Regions from separate parts of the Homo sapiens genome. Here region 2 is linked to region 1. A link is a contact called in ENCODE Hi-C data. All regions are on one chromosome and are shown on one strand. The core of a region is the stretch at or near the end of the contact, and the rest is flanking DNA. Distances in the headings are between cores, read along the strand shown.

What was found. Hi-C counts contacts between places; a loop is a spot of excess contacts on that map. Pooled maps may share reads with other maps.
Region 2: a loop to region 1 is called in a pooled map, with 2.5 times the contacts of the local background. The contact joins two enhancer-like sites. A Hi-C loop is called at or near these places in 12 of 168 maps with a recorded cell type or tissue (GM12878, GM13976, HepG2 and 8 more) and 11 of 50 pooled maps.

The regions. Positions count from the first base shown.
Region 1 is chr5:180,883,490-180,888,546 of GRCh38, forward strand. No RefSeq gene overlaps it. Among named protein-coding and RNA genes, the nearest start is that of BTNL8, 13 kb to the right of the region's middle. Within about 2 kb of position 2,587, at least 3 of the 41 ENCODE cell types and tissues checked have a DNase peak (open chromatin) inside an H3K27ac peak, as active enhancers do.
Region 2 is chr5:181,157,092-181,161,898 of GRCh38, forward strand. OR2V2 (olfactory receptor family 2 subfamily V member 2) reads left to right here. Exons shown (of 2, transcript NM_206880.2): 2 at 1-2,194. Among named protein-coding and RNA genes, the nearest start is that of TRV-AAC1-2, 4.7 kb to the right of the region's middle. RefSeq lists enhancers at 2,359-3,115, 3,116-3,871, 3,292-3,471, 4,046-4,335, 4,506-4,675 and a silencer at 4,536-4,807. Within about 2 kb of position 3,005, at least 21 of the 41 ENCODE cell types and tissues checked have a DNase peak (open chromatin) inside an H3K27ac peak, as active enhancers do.

The sequences.
Region 1 (5,057 bases), core at 1,337-3,836:
GGTGTCAATTTTAGATCTTTCCTGCTTTCTCTTGTGGGCATTTAGTGCTATAAATTTCCCTCTACACACTGCTTTGAATGTGTCCTAGAGATTCTGGTATGTTGTGTCTTTGTTCTCATTGGTTTCAAAGAAAATCTTTATTTCTGCCTTTATTTCATACCCGGTAGTCATTCAGGAGCAGGTTGTTCAATTTCCATGTATTTATGTGGTTTTGAGTGAGTTTCTTAATCCTGAGTTCTAATTTGATTGGACTGTGGTCTGAGAGACTGTTTGTTATGATTTCTGTTCTTTTACATTTGCTGAGGAGTGTTTTTACTTCCAATTATGTGGTCAATTTTAGAATAAGTACAATGTGGTGCTGAGAAGAATGTATATTCTGTTGATCTGGGGTGGAGAGTTCTGTAGATGTCTATTAGGTCAGCTTGGTCCAGAGCTCTGTTCAAGTCCTGGATATACTTGTTAACCTTCTGTCTCATTGATCTACCTAATATTGACAGTGGGGTGTTAAAGTCTCCCATTATTATTGTGTGGGAGTCTAAGTCTCTTTGTAGGTCTCTAAGGACTTGCTCTAAGAATCTGGGTGCTTCTGTATTGGGTGCATATATATTTAGCATAGTTAGCTCTTCTTGTTGAATTGATCCCTTTACCATTATGTGGTGGCCTTCTTTGTCTCTTTTGATCTTTGTTGGTTTAAAGTCTGTTTTATCAGAGACTAGGATTGCAACCTCTGCTTTTCTTTTTGCTTTCCATTTGCTTGGTAGATCTTCCTCCATCCCTTTATTTTGAGCGTATGTGCGTCTTTGCACGTGAGATGGGTCTCCTGAATACAGCACACAGATGGGTCTTGACTCTTTATCCAATTTGCCAGTCTGTGTCTTTTAATTGGGGCATTTAGCCCATTTACATTTAAGGTCAGTATTGTTATGTTTGAATGTGATCCTGTCATTATGATGTTAGCTGGTTATTTTGCCTGTTAATTGATGCAGTTTCTTCATAGTGTCAATGGTCTTTACAATTTGGCATGTTTTTGCAGTGGCTGGTACCAGTTGTTCCTTTCCATTTCCATGTTTAGTGCTTCCTTCAGGAGCTCTTGTAAGGCAGGCCTGGTGGTGACAAAATCTCTCAGCATTTGCTTGTCTGTAAAGGATTTTATTTCTCCTTCACTTATGAAGCTTAGTTTGGCTGGATATGAAATTCTGGGTTGAAAATTCTTTTCTTTCAGAATGTTGAATATTGACCCCCACTCTCTTCTGGCTTGTAGAGTTTCTGCCAAGTGATCCACTGTTAGTCTGATGGGCTTCCCTTTGAGGGTAACCCGACCTTTCTCCCTGGCTGCCCTTAACATTTTTTCCTACATTTCAACCTTGGTGAATCTGACAATTATGTGTCTTGGGATTGCTCTTCTCAAGGAGTATCTTTATGGTATTCTCTGTATTTCCTGAATTTGAATGTTGGCCTGTCTTGCTAGGTTGGGGAAGTTCTCCTGCATAATATTCTGAAGAGTGTTTTCCAACTTGGTTCCATTCCCCCCGTCACTTTCAGGTACACCAATCAAATGTATATTTGGTCTTTTCACATAGTCCCATATTTCTTGGAGGCTTTGTTTGTTTCTTTTCACTCTTTTTTCTCTGATCTTGTCTTCTTGCTTTATTTCATTAATTTGATTTTCAATCACTGATATGCTTTCTTCCACTTGATCAAATCGGCTACTGAAGCTTGTGCATGCGTCACAAAGTTCTCATGCTGTGTATTTCAGCTCCATCAGGTCATTTAAGGTCTTCTCTACACTGGTTATTCTAGTTAGCCATTTGTCTAACCTTTTTTCAAGGTTTTTAGCTTCCTTGTGATGGGTTAGAGCATGCTCCTTTAGCTCGGAGGAGTTTGTTATTACTGACCTTCTGAAGCCTACTTCTGTCAATTCATCAAACTCATTCTCCATCCAGTTTTGTTCCCTTGCTGGTGAGGAGCTGTGATCCTTTGGAGGAGAAGAGACGCTCTGGTTTTTGGAATTTTCCACTTTTCTGTTCTGGTTTCTCTCCATCTTGTGGTTTTATCTACCTTTGGTCTTTGATGTTGGTGACCTACAGATGGGGTTTTGGTGTGGATGTCCTTTTTGTTGATGTTGAAGCTATTCCTTTCTGTTTGTTAGTTTTCCTTCTAACGGTCAGGCCCCTCAGCTTCAGGTCTGTTTGGAGTTTGCTGGAGGTCCACTCCACACCCTGTTTGCCTGGGTATCACCAGTGGAGGCTGCAAAACAGCAAATATTGCTGCCTGATCCTTCCTCTGGAAGCTTCATCCCAGAGGGGCACCCACCTATTTGAGGTGTCTGTTGGCCTCTACTGGGAGGTGTCTCCCAGTCAGGCTACACGGGGGTCAGGGACCCACCCGAAGAGGCAGTCTGTCCGTTCTTGGAGCTCAAATGCCATGCTAAGAGAACCACTGCTCTCTTCAGAGCTGTCAGACAGGGACGTTTAAGTCTGTAGAAGCTGCCTACTGACTTTTGTTCTACTATGCCCTGCCCTCAGAGGTGGAATCTAGAGAGGCAGTAGGCCTTGCTGAGCTGCAGTGGGCTCCGCCCAGTTCAAGGTTCCTGGCTGCTTTGTTTACACAGTGAGCCACTCAAGCCTCAGCAATGGTGGACACTCCTCCCCCTGTCAAGCTGCAGCATCGCAGGTTGATCTCAGACTGCCGTGCTGGCAGCGAGCAAGGCTCTGTGAGCATGGGACCCAGCAAGCCAGGCACAGGAGGGTATCTCCTGGTTTGCCAGTTGCTAAGACCGTGGGAGAAGTGCAGTATTTGGCTAGGAGTGTACTGTTTCTCCAGGTATAGTCTGTCATGGCTTCCCTTGGCTAGGAAAGGGAAATCCCCTGCCCCTTGTGCTTCCCAGGTGAGGTGATGCCCTGCCCTACTTCAGCTTGCCCTCCATGGGCTGCACCCACTGTCCAACCAGTCCCAGTGAGATGAGCCAGGTACCTCAGTTGGAAATGCAGAAATCACTCATCTTCTGCATTGATCTCGCTGGGAGCTGCAGACCGGAGTTGTTCCTATTTGGCCATCTTAGAAGCGACCCACAATATCTAGTTTTTTTTGAGATAGAGTCTCACTCTGTCACCCAGGCTAGAGTGCAGTGGCGCAATCTTGGCTCACTGCAACCTCTGCCTCCAGGGTTCAAGTGATTCTCCTGCCTCAGCCTCCCGAGTAGCTGGGATTACAGGTGTGTGCCACCACGCCCAGTTAATTTTTGTATTTTTAGTAGAGATGGGGTTTCAACATGTTGGTCAGGCTCATCTCGAATTCCTGACCTCATGATCTGCCCGCCTCGGCCTTGCAAAGTGCTGGGATTACAGGCGTGAGCCACTGCTCCCGGCCAGAATTTTACTTTTATACATGAATTGTTAAGAGTTTTTTGTTCGTTTTGAGAAGGAATCTCACTCTGTCACCCAGGCTGCAGTGCAGTGGTGCAATCTTGGCTCACTACAGCCCCTGCCTCCTGGGTTCAAGTGACTCTCCTGTCTCAGCCTCCTGAGTAGCTGGGACTACAGGCACACACCATTACCTCTGGCTAATTTTTGTATTTTCAGTAGAGACGGGATTTCACCTTGTTGGCCAGGCTGGTCTCGAACTCCTGACCTCAAGTGATCTACCCACTTCGGCCTCCCAAAGTGCTGGGTTTACAGGTGTGAGCCACTGCACCTGACCATTAAGAGTTTTTTAAATCAAGAATGGACGTGGAATTTTGTCAAATACTTTTCTGTGTCAATTGAGATAATCATGTGGTTTTCTGTTTTTCGTGCTGTAAATGTGATGTATTACATTGATTGAGTATGTTAACCAGCCTTTCATGCCAAGGATAAATCCCACTTGGTGATGACGTATACTGTTTTTGATGTGTTTGATGAATTTGGTTTGCTAATATTTGACTGAGGAGTTTTGCATTATATGAGTTATTGGCCTATAGTTTTTTTTTTTTTTTTTGGCCTAAAGACACCTATTGTGGTGTCTTTTTCTTGCTTAGTTGTGAAAGTGATGCTGGCCTTGTAAAGTATGTTGTAAGTATTCTCCCAGCTCTATTTTCTGGGACAGTTAAGTGGTAATAATTCTTCTTTGAATGTTTGGTAAAATTCAGCCATAAAGCCATCTGGTCCCAAGCTTTATTTCTGTTGGAAGGTTTCTAATTACTTCTTCAGTGTCTTTATTTATTATTATAATAGTTTGTTCAAGCTTTCTATTTCTTCCTAATTTATTCTTAAAAGTTACTGTTTTATAGTAGTTTATTAACTTTTATAAGTTGTGCCATTTGTTGGCAGATGCTTTTTCATAATTGTTTATTATGATGTTTTTTATTTTTGAGGCATGTATTGTATGGTCTTCATTTATATTTCTGATTTTATTTATTCCAGTCTTTTTTTTTTCTTAGTCTATCTTGGAATTTGATATTATTTATTTTTCAAGGCTGGGCACAGTGGCTCATGCATGTAATCCCAGCACTTTGGGAGGCCGAGGCAGCGGATCACCCGAGAGGTCAGGAGTTCGAGACTGGCTTGGCCAACATGGTGAAACCCTGTCTCTACTAAAAATACAAAAAAATTTTCTAGGCATGGTGGTGCACGCCTATAGTCCCAGCTACTTGGGAAGTGGAGGCAGGAGAATTGCTTGAACCCAGGAGGCAGAGGTTGCAGTGAGCTGAGATCATGCCACTGCACTCCAGCCTGGGCAACAGAGCAAGACTCTGTCTCAAAAAAAATTATTTTTCAAAGAATCAAGTCTTGGTTTTATTAGTTTTTTTCACATGGTTTTTCTGTTCTCTATTTGATTTATTTCTGCTCTGATATTATTGTTCCCTTCCTTCAGTTAACTTTGGGTTTAGGTTTCTCTTTTTCTAGCTCCTTAGGGCATAACATTAAATTTTTTGATTAAGGTATTTCTTCTTTTTTAATGTAGGCATTTATACCTATAAAGTTCCCCTTTAGAACCACTTTTGCTACACCCCATGGGTTTTGATATATTGTATTTTTATTGTCATTCATATCAAAATTTAAAAAATTCCTTCTGTATAT
Region 2 (4,807 bases), core at 1,755-4,254, 270 kb after region 1:
CTATTTGCAGGACTTGTATCCATCCTTCCAAGCTCTGTACCTGTCCTATTTGCAGTAAAATTCTCTTTTCATGGAAAAAAAATATCTCCATTGAAGGCGGAGAGAAAAGAGGCCAGAACTGGTCCTGAGGATTAGACTAAACCCCAGGGAGGTGTTTGCTGGGCTTCAGGCTTTGGAGAGGTGGAGGGAAGTGGCACCCAGGGCCTACCGTGGTTGACTTTAGATTGTCCACTCAGCTTAATTCTCACAGGAAACATTCTGTGGTGAAAATATTATGCCCATTTTACAGGAGAGGAAGCTAGGGCTCAAATCGGTAAGTCCCTGCCTCATCGTCCAGTTTTCTTCTTCACCTCCCCATGGGAAAGACTGGTTTGTCAGCGCAGCTGAGATGAGCAAACAACTTCGGAGGAGGCTCCTTCCCTTGGGGGTTTAATTGCCTGAAAAGGTGTCTCCAAGGACTGGTGAAAATAGAAGTAACTTTCCTTAGTCACGGGGCTGCAAGATTTTCCACTGTGTAGATGGATCTTAGTGTATTCTGTGACCACTTGCTGATATCACTTAGGTAATGCCCAACCTACCAAATTAATTTAAGCTCTATAATATCAAATATCTTTCTGTGTATTCTCCTCATTTTCATCATATCTTTTTGCCTTGTACACATTTCTATTTGCCCCAAATTCTTCTCTTCCAGGAAGCATCCCTGATTAACCTCATGCCCACTCAGATTTCTCTGGGATTTTGCACCCTTCAACCCGTAAGTACCTTGAGTGTTTCAACCACAACTCTTTATCTATAGCCACTGAACCCCTAGACTGGAAGAAAATTTAGAGCAAACTTAATCCAGCCCCCTTCCGTGATGCAGAATTTTGGATCATAATCACCCAAGCAAAAGTTTCACCAGCCTTTACCTTATCTAGTCCCATGATGGGGAAATTCCTATTTCATTTTAATTGCATTTCATTGGCATAGGCTTGATGTCCTTAATTCATTTCCCGCACAAGGACCAGGGAATTCCATTGAAAATTATCTACTGAACGCCACTAGCACCCAGAAATGTGGTAAGTTCCATGTCACAAAAAGGTTCCACAGGGTCCTCTTATGTCCAGGCACACACTTCAGTTCACTAATCAATGCTCCTTATGAAACAAGAGTTGCATAACTAGTCTCAGTGTGAGCAACTGCAAACTTAGAGATGTGTAATTGTTAGAGATTTGTAAGAAAATAATATAGAGAGGAAATACATGTGGGGGGGGGGCAGGTGCGGTGGCTCACATCTGTAATCCAAGCACTTTGGGAGGCCAAGGCCAAGGTGGGAGGATTGCTTGAGCTCAGCAGTTGGAGACCAACCTGGGCAACATGGTGAAACCCCATCTCTACAAAAAGTACAAAAATCAGCCGGGCGTGGTTACTTGGGAGGCTGAGTTCCTTGGGAGGCTGAGGCGGAAGGATTGCTTGAGCTTAGGAGGCTGAGGCTGCAATGACCCATGATCATGCCACTGCACTCCAGCCTGGGCCACAGAGCAGAAGCCTGTCTCGAAAATAAATAAGTAAATAAATAAATAAACAAAAAATAAAAAGAAAACATGTGAAAGCACAGGAGAGTAAAAGAAGCAAGAATCTTGCCAGGGGACATGGGAGTTTTTGTTACTTGCTTCACTTTTGTGTATGCCTGACATTTTTTATAATTAACAGTTTAAAATGCTCAAGGCCAGTTTTTTTTTTGCCAACTACCTTACCAAATCCTTTCCCATCAAGTTGTCTGTTCATTTTATTGGGTGATTTTGGGGCATAGATGTGACAAATCTTCATTGCAATCAGTTAGGTCAATGTTTTGTGTGTGTGTGTGAATATAAAAAATTGCTTGAAGCCAGGCATGGTGGCTCATTCCTATAATCCCAGCTGATAATGGGGAGGCCAAGGTGGGAGGATCACTTGAGCCCGGGAGTCTGACGCTGCAGTGTCACTGCACCCCAGCCAGGGCAACTCAGAGAGATCCTATCTCTACAGATTAGAAATGTTCCATTTCAGCTGGACAGGGTTTCTCATGTCTGTAATCCCAGCACTTTGGGAAGCCAAGGCAGGAGGATCACTTGAGCCCAGGAGTTTGAGACCAGCCTGGGCAACATAGCGAAACCCCATCTCTAGAACAATTAAAAATAAAACATGAATTTTAAATTTAAAAATTGCTCTACACCTCCATTTGGAAAGACTGTGTATGTGTTTGTGTCACGTATGAAAGCTAAGCTGGCATCTCCATAACCACGGGGCTCAGATCTGTCCTGATCACGTTGAGCCCCATAGCCTGACCCTGGAGGAATGAGTATCTGCTGTTGTGAATGAGGCCAGCACCCTTCCCCACCCAGGAAAACCAACGGCCACAGGAGGGCAGCAGAGAGCCACGATCCCAACCAGAGGAGAAAGCACAGACAGCATGGGGCAGGTGCAGGCGCTTATGTTTGTTTATTGGTTTGTTTTCTTTTTTATTTAAGTGACCTGTGCCATCGTATTGGGCTGAAATAGCCAGGGATGTGGCCATACAGACAGATCTAGTGTAGGTGAAAAAGAGAGCGGAGTGGGGTCCAGACTATTCCAGCCTCCCTCCTGCTGCCCTTGGCAAGGCTGCCAGCCTCTCTGTGCCTCGGTGTCCTCATCTGTCACATGGGGATAATAACAGTATGGACTGCAGGGGGCTGGCAACAGTAAAGAGAGTGAGGTGCGTGGCGGCAGCACAGGTCGGCCCAGGAGGACCCCGTGGGAGCTCCTACTGACTGCGGAGAAGATCAGCAGAGGCCCCGCTGAGGACGGCCTGGGGGAGGTGCAGGGAAGGGGCTCATGGGAGGGTGGTGGGGAACACCTGCAGGCAGAGGATGGGTGTGATTGTGGGGACCTCAAAAGCCACACCCAGAGCCAGGGGGTGCTGCAGGGCAGAGGCTGCAGCGGGGAAGTGCCCATGGCCCGAGGTCCCTGTGGGCGAGGCCCTCCTCTCTAACCCACAGCCATCCCCCAGGCCCAACTTTCAGGGGTGTGGGAGGTCTGCCTGTCTCCCGAAGACCCACTGTGGTCACTAACAGACTGGGACGTACATGAGGGTGACCCAGGCAGGCAGGTCTGGGCCTCCCTGGAGCTGGCAACCGTGCTCCCATCATCCCTGTCCCAGGGCCTGTGTGGTCCTGAGCTGACACCCGAGGGTGACACCCCACACTCCACACATGGCAGAGTGAAATAATAGCACCCTGGCCATGGTAGCGCACGCTCACAGCCCCTCCAGCACAGAAATGCAGGGAGCAGGGGGCAGCGTCGGGGGTGGCCAAGGCTTTGGCCTGTGGCAGGCCCTGAGCTCAGAAGGATGCAGGGGCTTTGCCCAAACCCACACTAGGTGCAGGGCCGGGGAGGCTGTTTCAGGAGGCGAAGGAAGGGCCCCGGGCGGTGAGGGGAGAGGCTGGTTCCGAAAGTGTGGGCGACGCAGCCAGAGCCTGATGACTGAAGAGTGAGCAGGCGGTGGGGCTTCCTAGGAGGCAGTGAGGAGAGGCAGCCCAGACCCAGTGAGATCACACCTAGGATGTCCCCAAGAAACCCCCAGGGCTGGGGCCAGGTCGTGCATCGTCATTGGGGGTGGGGCCAGGACGAGCATCGTCACTGGGGGTGGGGCCAGGACGAGCATCGTCACTGGGGGTGGGGCCAGGACGAGCATCGTCACTGGGGGTGGGGCCAGGACGAGCATCGTCACTGGGGGTGGGGCCAGGACGAGCATCGTCACTGGGGGTGGGGCCAGGACGAGCATCGTCGTTGGGGGTGGGGCCAGGACGAGCATCGTCGTTGGGGGTGGGGCCAGGACGAGCATCGTCGTTGGGGGTGGGGCCAGGACGAGCATCGTCGTTGGGGGTGGGGCCAGGACGAGCATCGTCGTTGGGGGTGGGGCCAGGACGAGCATCGTCGTTGGGGGTGGGGCCAGGACGAGCATCGTCGTTGGGGGTGGGGCCAGGACGAGCATCGTCGTTGGGGGTGGGGCCAGGACGAGCATCGTCGTTGGGGGTGGGGCCAGGACGAGCATCGTCGTTGGGGGTGGGGCCAGGACGAGCATCGTCACTGGGGGTGGGGCCAGGACGAGCATCGTCATTGGGGGTGGGGCCAGGACGAGCATCGTCATTGGGGATGGGCAGCCATGTGGATGAGCCGAGAGATTCCAGTGGGGAAAAAGGAGACGAGGCCGAGATTGATGATCTAGAGGCGCCCGCAGCCTCACAGACCCAGGTGCCCTGGCAAGCACAGCCCTGCTCACACAGCAGACATGGGGGTGGGGATGACTGAGTGTGTGCATAGCAGGGAACAGATAAATGAGCCTAAAGGCATGGATAAGTTTAAAGGCTAAAGAAGGGCCTTGTGCAGACCAATCCTGAGCGGAAATGAATGCAGGAGTCCAGTTGGCCCCTGCTGAGAGGGGAAAACCGGTGTCTTAAACTCAGGACCTAGAGTCAGGAGGAAAGAGGTTCCAGATAGGACCCAGATTAGGAACCTCCTCACCCACTCCTCCCTCCAGAGACTACAGCAGAGGGGGAGGCCCACAGGCAGCACAGCCTTCAACTCCTGGTTTCCCCAGAAGACACTGTGGGCATTTGTCCAACTGACCTCAGAGGCCCCCTCCAGGACACTGTGACAGTTTATACCAATCTGCACTTTTGCTCCTTGAGCTCTTATCTTTGGGGCAGCTCAAATGATGACAATGGCTTTTCTGGCCAACTTACCCAGACTCTGTCCTGAGACGAGTAAGCAGGGCCCAGTCTTCCCAAGGCCCTCCCTGTCTTCTGGG